Linked DNA regions of Mus musculus: regions 1 and 2 are each linked to region 3. A link is a loop called in an ENCODE intact Hi-C map of the cell type or tissue named here. Cell type or tissue: left cerebral cortex. All regions are shown on one strand.

Region 1 (4,000 bases), 71 kb before region 3:
TCTGAGCATCAAATGCTTGTCAAGTGTTGTGTTGCACTAGGACACTGCCATGGAAGGAGTCCCCTCCTCTGAGAATTCACACTTGGGCTGTGGGAGGTGGGTGTGACCTGCAATCACACCTGTCTGTGGTGACAAGAACTCAAGGAGGGCAATGAAGGTGGCAGGGGTAAAGGGTTGTTTCACACAAGGTGTGTGGAACTTCTTGAAGGAGGAGGCATGTGAGTAAGGTGTGCATCTTTTGCTAAGGCTCGTGATGCCAATCAATCAATCAATCGATACCAGTGAAAGCTGATATAAACAGTGCAGGCAAGTGAGCAGCTTGGGAATGGAAGAGTAGACTAAGGGCCAAGGTGCCGCAGGAGGGGACTCTTGGCAAGCTGGTACCAGCTCTAGCTACCGGCTTCTGGCTTCTTGGAGGGTTAAGGTGTATCCTGGACCTGGGCTCTCATAGTGGCTGTGAGTGGGAGCACCAAGTCGGAGTGGCTGGGGAGGTGAAAAGAACCAGGCACAGTTCTTGTGTCCAGAACTGATCTCTGATGTGCTCCCCTGAGCCCCTCCAGCCAGAACCTCTTAGGACAGAATGAGACCCTGGGGGAAAAAAAATCACAAATGACACAAAAGCCTAATGTTAACCTGCAACGACTGTGTGAGAGAACACTGACCCTTATGGCCTGATGGAGGGCTGTGAACGGGGAAGACTGTGGTCTCAACACGGTCTGAGCAGATCATTTTGGGAGATACAGTAGTTGAGGGCATGACCCAAGGTTGCATGACAAGATATCAGTCTTTCTAATACCAACAATTTATCAGTGTTCTGATACTTTAAAATCCACATTAAACAAAAGAGACAGCTATCCATCAACCAGAGAGGGTAGGTTAAACGCACTGTGGTATATTCATAAGTAGAATATTATTCGGCAACCAAGAAGGCACAAGCCAGTCATATGCCCATGTGGATGGCAGTTTCTAAACTATTTTGCTGAATGAAAGAAGGCAGAACTAACATAGAATGAAGAGGTCTATCTAAGTCAGTATAGAAAACAGAGTAGGGGCTGCCTCCTGGGGACCTCTGAGTACGCTCTGAGGAGATAGTGACATTCCTTATCTTGACGGAGCTCTTCATTAGCCCAAACCTATTCATGGTACATTTAGTACCTGCATGTTTCACACATGGAAAAATCTACCTCAGTGTAAAATCTCCCTAAACAGACGAAAATGAAACAGCTCACAAGGATGAACGGCGTGACAGTAGTATTCTGAAAGACCCCCAGGGGGGTATCATGATCTTAACCCACTAAGCTACCATTTTCGTAAGTTCCCTGCTACCTAGGGAACTGGGTACAGTTAAGTTGCTGTGATCACTCAGACAACAGTCACCTTTCCTCATTTATTACATAGCTCTGGAAGTCTTGATGTTCCCAGACTATCGTGTCTGCCACTATAATCTGTTTCAAATCCCTCTTGGAATTTGGCAGGGTTTAATAATAAAATTATGGAAAAGCCCCTTAGCCTCTAATCTCTCCCCTAGAAAAGCGATTAACTTTAGAGCCACGACTTGTGACCATCTCTCCTGCCAGAGCGGGTGTCCCTCCTCACCTCGGAGGTCTTGGCTCTCCTGGGAGAAGAAGAAGCTGACGCTTCAACCAACAGTGAGTATAAGAGCACACAGAAGGAGTGGGGCCAGAGAGGACCGGGGCCCTTGCTGGGCAGGTCTGACCACCTTCAGTCCATCCCTGGAGCTACAGAAAAGCAAGAGAGAACCGGCCTGGCAAAATCATCCTCCGACCTCTACCCTTGCACATGTGCCCACACAGATCACATGCACACGTGATGATAATGCCAACAATGACCACAGAAAGGAAGGAAGGGAGGAAATTAATAAATAATGAAGTGTGTCCAGGGAACAAGGAAAGCAAGCAGCTGTGAAGAAAGAGGCTGAGGCTGGAGTGGAAAGCTCCTTAGGGCAGTAGCAGGAGGGGGCAAAGCTGACCATGAGGAGTGCCCTGGAGTTGTCCAGGCCACTCATCTTTCCACAGCCAGCACCAGCATCAGCATCTTAAAACACTTAGCATTTTTTAGACTAGCATTTCAAGGTACTGAGAGCTGCAGACTGGGGTTGAGGCCTCAATCCTTCCATTGCTGAACCACACTGCTTGCTGCAGACCACGGCTGAGGACAAGCCCGCACATCAGTAGCTTTATCCGCACATGACCCTGTCCACTGCAGTGAGCATAGCAGAGCGCCCGGCTGGCCCGAGATGTGGTGGGCTAGCCAACAGCAGAGTCAGAGGCCACTACCAGAGTAGTGAGGACGGCTTAGGAAGATGGGATCCCACAGGCTGTGCACAGCAGGGCAGAGGCCAGGCCCATCTCACCACTAAGGCCTTCCATAACGGGAACTAAACTGAACCACGAAGAAAAACCACCAGAGGGAGATGGTATACCACAGAGGACGTGCAGGGGTCAGCAAAGGGTGCTTGGTTACCGTACCTGCCACCTGCCGCCAGAGGCTGGGAGCAGAGACTGTCTCCCTGCAGCAGCCCCGCCCAGCCTCTCATGAAGAGCTGTGTGCATCCCTTGTGTTGACTTCCTCCCAAATGCCAGGGCCCAGTGGTCTGGTAACACTCCTCCACCCCTCTTCTGGAGCCTTAGCCCTGACATTTCCTACCAAAACATCCGCCCATCCTGAAGTGGCCTCTTCTTTAATCCCCACTTGGCCTTCAGTGAAGCTGCCTGGGAAGAGACTACGCAATCTTAAGGTTTTGGCAGGGCCCTGGCATTCCCTGCCCAGCCATGGTGGCAGAGAGAACAGGTAAGAGCTCCACACCCTCAGCAGGTGGCTGGGCTGGGCCAAAGAGGGGAGGGGGAGGGGGAGGGGGAGAATGAGCAAGGTAGCATAAGGGGACAGAGGGTCACATGAAGCCTGCAGTCCTGTGACAGAATCTGCTAGCAGCCACACAATCCCATCTTCAAATACACAATGGCAATGGGGCCAGGAGGTGTCCAGGGGAAAGCTGTGTGGGTGCAGGGTTGACCTGCCTGGTAAAGTGGGTTCAAGGTTTGCGACCAGTTCCTGCAAGGAGGAGGCCGAGAAGGACAAAGTACAGTAATGGGAGGAGGCACGGCATGGGCTTTGGGGAGTGAGGTGAGGGCCTGGACACAGTTTCTCCCATCCCCTGTGCCTGTCCTACGAGGCTGCAGCTGGATACCGGGTCAGCTGTAAGCCCTGCTTCAGATCTCTGGCTCCCTGGCCAACTCTCTCAAGCACAGAGTGAACCCCAGGGTCATCCAGGTTCAATCAAGTGCCTACTGATTTCCACTGGCTGCTGCTAGATTAAGCAAAACTAGACCGACTCTGCTGCCCAGCCCTGGGCAAGCTGCCTGGCCTCTGTGAACCCAGGACAGCTATCTGCAGAGACGACAGAGACCCTGGGTTTGCTCTCTAGCATAGCAAAAGAGAAGACAGTACGTAGGTAGGTAGGTAGGTAGGTAGGTCGTACTTGGAAAGCCACAGGGAGCTGTCAACAGCTCTCTGGGGTGCAGCCCTGAAATCTGTGTGACCACACAGGACATTGGCCATTTTACCACACTGAATATTGTCAGGCTTGGTACCTACCCTGCCTTACCTCTGTGGGTCACATGACTATGGCCACTTGTGTCCTCCCTCAGGCCCAGCACATAGGACATATTTACACAGGGCAGCATCTGTGCTACTTAAAAGGGCCCATCGTCCGAGAAGGGGCACGGTAGAGGCTAGAAGAGCCACCCAGTTTCACAGAAAAGCAGCAGTGGGCAAAGCCATACTGCAGTGGGGCTGCTCTGCTCTGGACTTGCTCGTCACCTTACTGAAACAGGGCAGCCAACCTCTCGTCACTTGTGAACGTGGGTCTGGCATGGCAACAGTCATTTTCAAGTGCAAACTTCAAGCTAGGTCAGACTGCCTGATAGGCCTGTGGCACTGGCCAGCCATGCCCAGAAGGAAGGCGGACGTCAGAGGAAGC
Region 2 (4,000 bases), 130 kb before region 3:
ATTTTAAAAAAATTTATGTGTAGGGGGTGTGTGGACTGCAAGTAAGTCTGTGCCCCTTTTGCATGCAGTACCCTTGCACGTCAGAAGAGGGCGCCAGAGCCCCTGGAACTGAAGTTACAGATGGTTGTAAGCTGACATGTGGGCACCAAGAACCTGACCCTGGGTCCTCTTTAAGAGCAATTGAGGCAGGAAGCCATTCTGAGTTCTACGACAGAGATCCTGTCTGAAAAACAAAGCAAACAAAATAAAACCTATCATGATTCAGCAGTGGAAAGATCCGACGAGCTCAGCGCCACCTTAAGCTACCAACACTTCCCCCACAAAAAGGGAGGGCACCTGGAGCCACATACACAGTCAGCCATGCAAGCCCCGAGTCCCGCCTTACCGTAGTCTTGAGTAGTTTTGCTCCAGAGACTCGCAGCCATGGTGGTTGAAGTTTTGAAGGAAGTAGCCTGAGACCTGCAGGAAACTTACCAGGGAAATCTTAAGCTCCAGGCTGGAGAAGGGAGGGAGGGAACAGAAACCCAGGCAGGCAAAGAGAAACAAAGTAGGTTTCAACATGGTCGGGGGTTTGAGTCTGAGAGACCAGGGTCCTTGAGTTCTCACAAACTAATTGCTGTACACTGACGGCAGAGGAGGGAGGTGGGACCTTGCCCAAGACCAGGCCCTTCAGCTGTATTCTCTTTAAAAGAATGGCCAGCGGAAGGCTCTCTGCCACCCACAAAACACAGCTAGCTCCACCTCCTGCAGTACTTGTACAGGAGCCGCTGTTGTAACATCGTACCCTGGGTGAACGCAGGCGCTTCCTGGATAAGGCTTGACTGCTGGGTTTATATATTTTCAGCTGGTAGAAAGCAAGGTCACCTGAGTGGGGATGAGAGCGAGGCCTGATTAACATGGGCTGACTGGAAACAGGCAGGCCAGTCACAGCAGCCCCTAATTGGCTTGTTTGGTTTTTGTTTTGTTTTGTTTTGTTTTGTTTTTGAGACGGGATCTCTCTCTAGCCCTGGCTGTCCTGGAACTTACTATTTAGACCAGGCTGATCTCGAACATACAAAATTCCACCTGCCTCTCAAGTGCTGGGATTACAGGTGTGCACATGGTAGCCGGTATTTTTTTCCCTAGTTGTTATGTATATTTGGATGAATTTGGGAATATGAGTCTGTTTTTTCTTTTCCTTGAGTTTTTTTTCTGGTTTGAGACAGGTTCATGTTGTAACTCCAGCCTACATACCCCAGGCTGGCCTTGACTTCAGAATAGGGCACCACGTCTCCTGGAACCAGAATTACAGACAGTTGTGAGTCCCCATGTGGGTGCTCAGGTCTGGTGGAAGGGCACAGTGCTCTGAGCCATCTCTCCAGCCCCAGATTACCCTTGAACTCAGGGTAATCTGGGCTCAACTAAACCCCACTCCCCTCACCCTTCTCAGCCTCTGTAGTGCTGGGATTCCATACATGAGACACCACAACCACCCCAACTCTGCCTTCCAAGTGTAAGTTTTGTAATAGTTAAGTACAGAGCAAGTGTATTTGATGAGAAGTTATCAGGTAAATAGAGATAGATGTGTTAGAGATACAACTTATACTCAGGGTCAAAGAACTCTCTTGCAAACTATCAAATTCATAATTTCAAAATAAAATTCAAATGGTTTAATGTTGAAATGATGATATTAGAGTATATTGGAGTAAATACATTTTTAAAATTAGGTCGCCTATTTATTTTTTTTTTTCCTTTTGGTTTTTTCCAGACAGGGTTTCTCTGTGTAGCCCTGGCTGTCTTGGAACTCACTTTGTAGACCAGGCTGGCCTCGAACTCAGAAATCCACCTGCCTCTGCCTCCCCAGTGCTGGGATTAAAGGCATTCACCACCACCGCCCTGCAGGTCACCTATTTTTTGATAAAGTACAGAACTGGGTTAGAAAATGACTGCAGTTTTAATACTGACCACCAGGTGGCAACCCTATCTCAGAACTGCTATGTTCAGCCTCCGCCAGAAGGACCTTGCCTGGAGAGAAATGGACCTAGGTTTGTGTTTGCTGTTCTGGTTTTATATTAATTACACCTTACACCTGGCCTGGTTGTGATCTTTGAGGTGCCTTATTTCAAGTCTTGCTTCTTCTCTGCTTGGCCTTTCACCTTTTGTTTTACTTTTCACAAATTCCACCCCAAACCAAGGCTGTTTCATGTCCTGAGTGACTAAGTTGTCCTGGCAGCCTTCGCCTCAACGCCATACCATCAAAACATCTAATATTCTACAGGGAAGAGAAAAAGTATTGTGAAGAACTTTGAGAAATGCAGAAAGGATCCCAGCCATGCTTACCAGCAGGCTGGGCTAGTATAACTCTGGCTGCCTCACCCAGAACGACCCAGAGACAATGGAGAGGAAGCCGATTTGAACCAGGAGCTGTGGTCAGGGCTGTGGCCAGTGGCTGAGGCTGAGGCTGGGCTGTGGGAAGATCAAATGGGAAGGAAAGGGCCTGAACCTGCTGTTTCTCCTCACTCTGACACCTTGGGTAGGAGGTGCCGGCCCCAGGCCCACCTCAAACAGCTTCTTCGTCCTCAGAATACGGGGGTCAGGTGCAAGTGAGGAGCCAGGGACAATGGGAAGGACACCCCCTGATTCCCATCCTGTTCCTCCAAGTCTCCTCTGGATGTCATGAAAAGACGAAGTGTTTCCCTGGTGCTCGGGCCTGTGGGGCTCTTCCACGGGCTCACCCACCACTTCCATCTGCCTGATTCTGAGACTTGGATCCCTTCCCTCTGCTCTAGTAGAGTTATAATGAGAAAATACTTGAAAAGAAAGCCCACTCATTGGGATTACAGATTCTGTTAGAAATAGGAACATTGGTGGACGTGGGCAAGATTCAAAACAGGCAAAAATAAGCCTAGTAAACAAAAGATATTAGTGATCAAGTAATAAAAGCCATTAAAGAATCCAGTAGGGTGCTGGGAAGTGGTGGCGCACGCCTTTAATCCCAGCACTTGGGAGGCAGAGGCAGAAGGATTTCTGAGTGCGAGGCCACCCTGGTCTACAGAGTGAGTTCCAGGACAGCCAGGGCTATACAGAGAAACTCTGTCTTAAAAAAACAAAAGACAAAACAAACAAACAAACAAACAAGATCCAGATCGGAGAGAGGTGTGTGCCTTCCTTCCTCAAAGGTCCAGACTAGAATGGAGAAGCAGAAAATCTCTCACAGGTGTGCCCTGCCCTCCATTTCTACATTGTAGTTCATTCCAGATGTAGCCAAGTTGACAACCAAGAATAGCCATAATACTCTGTCCCAAACAGAAACAAAACAAAACAAAAAATCCAGGTGTCAAAACTAGAGTTATTGTCAGGGGAATGGTAGGTAGGTAGCACATGCCTATAATCCCAGCACTCAGGAGGCTGAAGCAGGAGGATTGCCATTACTCTGAGTACAGAATGGACTCCATAGTGAGTGTAGGGCCAGCCTAAGTTACAGAGTAAAATTCTGTCTCAAAACAGACAAACAACAAAAACAGTCTGTTGTGATTGCAGTAACAATAATAGGTGACCGCTCATAATAAAATCAGTGCTTCAGAGAAATTAGTGAGTTGGGTCAGGGTAAGGAATGCTCTTAGAAACAAGAGAGAGAGAGAGAGAAAATAAGACAAGTGATGTGTAAGATCAGATGCCAGCACTCAGATAACTGCAGGCCAAGTAGCCCGAGTATAAAGTTAAAGAGATATAAATCTCCATTTGAAGAAATAATGGAGGTACATTCCTCAGATTTCAGAAAAGATTCAGTTTACCCAGAGGTAAAACAGGTGGCTGGCGTCCTGTAAACCTGTAGTTCCAGTTTTCAGGGGCTGAGACAGAGTGACCCTGGGAGGCTGAGACCAGCCTGGGCAACCCAGCGAGATCCGATATCAAAAACAAAAACAAAACAAAATAAAACAACCCCGCCCAACACACATTTGAGATGGCAAATGCTCCGAGATCTCTCTCTCTCTCTCTCTCTCTCTCTCTCTCTCTCTCT
Region 3 (4,000 bases):
TCTAATTTTATTTACAATAAACAACAGATTAAAACTCAGCCAAGGGCTGAGAGAGGGTTCAATGGTCAAGAGAGCATACAGCTTTGCCAAATGACCTGAGTTTAGTTCCATTACCTGGGCGGTTCCTCCATGCACACCTGCACACACCCACAGACATATACATAATTAAAAATAATACAAATAAGATATATAAAGCCTGCTCAGTAATTCTGAAGAGTGGAAAGAGGCCAGAAGAACAAAAAGATCAGAACTGCTGATTTAGAGCAATGTGCACATTAGCTTCTCACACATTAGCAGGGGAAGCCAGGTTCTATTAACAGGGAATAATTCACACCCGCGGTTCTAAAATAGCAAAGCTCTGTGGAAACAACTATGCTGTTGATTAAGTGTTAGATTCTAGTCAGTGCATTAGCACCAAGCTCTGCAAAAAGACCCAGGGGAGGAGAGGGAGGGGGAGACAGGAAGGACAAAATGGCCATTTTGAAAACCACTCAACCAGTCCTTCCTGCAGTATCAGCGGAGTTATAACCTGTAAGCTGTCATCACTATACCAAGACTAACCTCTAGCACTCACCTTCTGCCAGATTCTCCTACAAGGGTTAACAGCCAGCAAATCTAGACAGTCAGGACCATTAAAAATTATGTTTTGCAGGACCAGAGAAATGGCTCAGTGGGGAAGAGCATTGGCTGGAGCCCTGTGTGGTGGTGTAACACCTTTAATCCCAGCCCTCTGGGGGCAAAGGCAGGTGGATCTTCATGAGCCTAGTCTACAGAGCTAATTCCAGGACAGCCAAGAGAACAATATAAAAGCCTGTCTTTAAAAAAACAGCCAGGCAGTGGTGGTGCCTTTAATCCCAGCACACAGCAGATTAGTTCAGGAGATATGGCAAGACTATCTAAGAAAACAAACAAACAAACAAGCAGACCACCACAGTGAATCTGAAGTGAACCTGGGCTACATTGAGACCCTGTCTCAAAAAACAGCAAATATCATCAAAAATATTAAAATACTTATTTTGTGGTTAACCTACCTCTCTTCCCACCAACCCCGCCAGCCCATGCTCCACTTTGGTGTGCTGGGTCACTCAACTCAGGGTTTTGTGAGTTAGGCAAGTACTCCATCACTGAGCTGCAGCCCCTGATCATTCCCACACCTCTTATTAAATCAAATAGTAGATGTTTTCTGAGAGGAGGTCATCTTTTCAAGAAAGATTCCTTTGTGTAGCCCTAGAACTCACTCTGTAGACCAGGCCAGCCTCAGACTCACAGAGATCCACTTGCCTTTGCCTCTCAAGTGGTGGGATTAAATGTGTGTGTGCCACCTACACCCAGCTCAAAGAAGTCATTTTAAAGAAGATATACAAAGAACCTTGAACTGAGAGTTTCAGACAGGTATCTGTTGTCATATGGGCTCTGGAAATTGAAATTGTGTCCTCTGGATGAGCAGCCAGTGTTCTTTTTTTTTTTTTTTTTTTTTTTTAAAGATTTATTTATTTATTATATGTAAGTACACTGTAGCTGTCTTCAGACACTCCAGAAGAGGGCGTCAGATCTTGTTACAGATGGTTGTGAGCCACCATGTGGTTGCTGGGATTTGAACTTCAGACCTTTGGAAGAGCAGTCGGGTGCTCTTACCCAATGAGCCATCTCACCAGCCCGCAGCCAGTGTTCTTAACTGACATTCCATCACTCCAAACTCAAACTAACTTTTTCTTAAGAATGGGTTGTGCTTGTAGAATTTTATCCAGTAGTTAGTAACTGCATCAACAGCATAACGTTTTAGAGACAGGATCTCATGGAATTAGACTGGGCTGGCCTAAAATGTATGACCCTCTTGCCTCACCCTCCTGCGTGTTACGATTACAAGTGTGTGCCATCCCAACCACCCAGCTGACTTGTTTTTATATTAAGTAATATTACTTTGATATTAATATATATTTGGAAGTAAGTTAACAAGTAAAGATATGGTTGGGCCATGTATAGTGCTGCATGGCATACTGATCTGAGTGTGAGCTCAGCCTGGGCTCAGTGTTGTGAGACTGTACTCTAAAATAAGAGCTGTGGGTATAGCTGAGAAGTAGCATGCTTGCCTAGTCTAAGTAAGGCCTGGATTCAATCCCAGTATGGGGGAAAGGCACTGTTAAAGTAGGTATGGTTTTGCTTTAGAAAATATGCTCATTTGGTTCAAGAAAATGTGCAGCACAAGAAAAGCCAGTCTTCGCCCACAGCACAACTCTGAGTACCATCCATAAGACTACCTGTAGCTCTTCATTTCTTCCCTCACAAGCAAACCTGTATTGGTGCTGGGTAGGGTGTGGCTCTGATGCTTTGAGCAGGGAGTCTGGGTGTGAAACTGAAGGTCCTGTTCCTTAATTGGTTCTTGATCCATCAATAAAGATGCTAATGACCAATGACTAGGCAGAAGAGGAGGGGCTTTCAGGTTCCCACAGGCAGGCTAGATAGAAGACTAGAAGATGCAGGAGGAGAATGGATTTGCCCTGCTTCAGAGAGAGAGAGAGCCACCAGCCATGAGAGATCTCAGGTGGAGTGGCCATTGGCTGCTTTCTCGCCTGGGCCTGGGGTAGCAGACAGGAAATTAGAAACACAAACTAAGCTGAGGGCAGATTTAGGGTGCTGAGCAAGGAGAAGGTAACCAGGCAACTAAGCTGAGGGCAGATTCAGAGGTGTTGAGCTGGCACTGGAGGTAAGGACACCAGGCTTAGAAGTGCCCAGCCATTGAGCTAAAAAGCATATTAAAAATGTGTGTGTGTGTGTGTGTGTGTGTGTGTGTGTGTTTCATCTGGGGTGGCTCCGGGGCTGTGGCTGTAGTGCAGTGTGCCCGGAGCTTAAAGTTGGGTAGCAGAAGCTACAGTGCTGTTCTGTCAAAAGGAAAAGAGTCACTTACTAGGAAACAGTTGTTTGCTGGGGACCTTTATACTTTTGTGTGAGTGTATTTTGTTGTTGTTGATGTTTGTTTGTTTGTTTGTTTGTTTTAAGCAAGGTCTTATTGTGTCCCAGGCTGCCCTCAAACTCAGGTCAATTCTCCACTGAGGGGCTTCCAGAACGCTGGGATTGTGAGCCTGAGTCATTAGACACAAATCCCACTTCCTTCTGACAGCAAACCTTCTATCCCACAGGGCTGTTTTATAGATAAGTGCTAACTAATTCTTCTTTTAAACAAAGATACTACATGGAAGCAGAGGCAAGGGCAGGAGCCTTCTCAATGGACCTCAAAGGCTGCAGCAAAAGGTCCAGCTGAGATTCTGTTACTATGGCAGCCGTGGGTCTTGAGGCAATGAACAGTCTTACAGTTTATGTGCAAACTGTTGGCTCTGAAATCCAGCCACTCGACTTCAGCAATCCAGTGGCATGTCAGCTACAATACTCAAGAATCACAAGAAGACAGAGCACCAGGCCCCCTGTACCCAGGCATACAGTGCTTGGTAAAATGTTCTGCATAACAGCTCTGACAAAGCTAAAGACTGGAGAAGGAAGAGAGGGAGGGAAGTGTGGGGCGGGGGGAGGAAGATGTTCACTGTGTTCATCTAGGAAAAACCACTTCAATGCGCTGTGCCACCCCCACCAAGTGACCACACAATCTTTAGAACAGAAGACATCACACCTTAAGTGAGCCGAGAAGCCACTTTCCACAGTTAACCTGAATGCTCATCTGGGACCTATGCAGAAAGAAGAACAAAGGCTGGGAGCATTGTGACCCACACAAAGGGCTGCAGCCCAGCCTGATGATGCAATGTTGTAATTTCAGCATTTATCAGGCTGAGGCAGGAGGACTTCCTCACATTTGAGACTAGCCCGAACTACACAGTGAGTTACTGGTTGGCTTGGGCTAAAGAGAGAGATGCTGTCTCACAAAACGAAACAAAACAAAACAAAACATCAAACAAATCAACAAAGCACCACGCCCACAAGCATCACTCTATCACTTAAAGCACCTGTTTGCCAGAAGATAAAGCTTTTATTTAATAATTAACCCTAAAAT

The links. A loop is a pair of places that touch in the nucleus more often than their neighbours do. Peaks named below come from ENCODE experiments on the same cell type or tissue, not always from the same donor. Only the 100,000 strongest peaks of a DNase experiment are listed, where the experiment ranks them.
Region 1: a loop joins it to region 3, with 2.3 times the contacts of the local background. A loop is called at or near these places in 5 of 42 quality-filtered maps.
Region 2: a loop joins it to region 3, with 5 times the contacts of the local background. A loop is called at or near these places in 14 of 42 quality-filtered maps.

What each region holds. Positions count from the first base shown.
Region 1 is chr8:111,737,274-111,741,273 of GRCm38, forward strand. All of the region lies in intron 1 of Bcar1 (breast cancer anti-estrogen resistance 1), which reads right to left. Among named protein-coding and RNA genes, the nearest start is that of Gm51589, 2.4 kb to the right of the region's middle. In left cerebral cortex, a CTCF peak has its summit at 2,416 (motif pointing right); no DNase peak of the experiment used is centred here; H3K27ac peaks cover 243 bases.
Region 2 is chr8:111,676,330-111,680,329 of GRCm38, forward strand. No RefSeq gene overlaps it. Among named protein-coding and RNA genes, the nearest start is that of Mir7076, 11 kb to the right of the region's middle. In left cerebral cortex, CTCF peaks have their summits at 77 (motif pointing right) and 1,949 (motif pointing right); DNase peaks (open chromatin) are centred at 1,955 and 2,734.
Region 3 is chr8:111,808,755-111,812,754 of GRCm38, forward strand. All of the region lies in intron 5 of Cfdp1 (craniofacial development protein 1), which reads right to left. Among named protein-coding and RNA genes, the nearest start is that of Cfdp1, 44 kb to the right of the region's middle. In left cerebral cortex, no CTCF peak of the experiment used is centred here; a DNase peak (open chromatin) is centred at 2,120.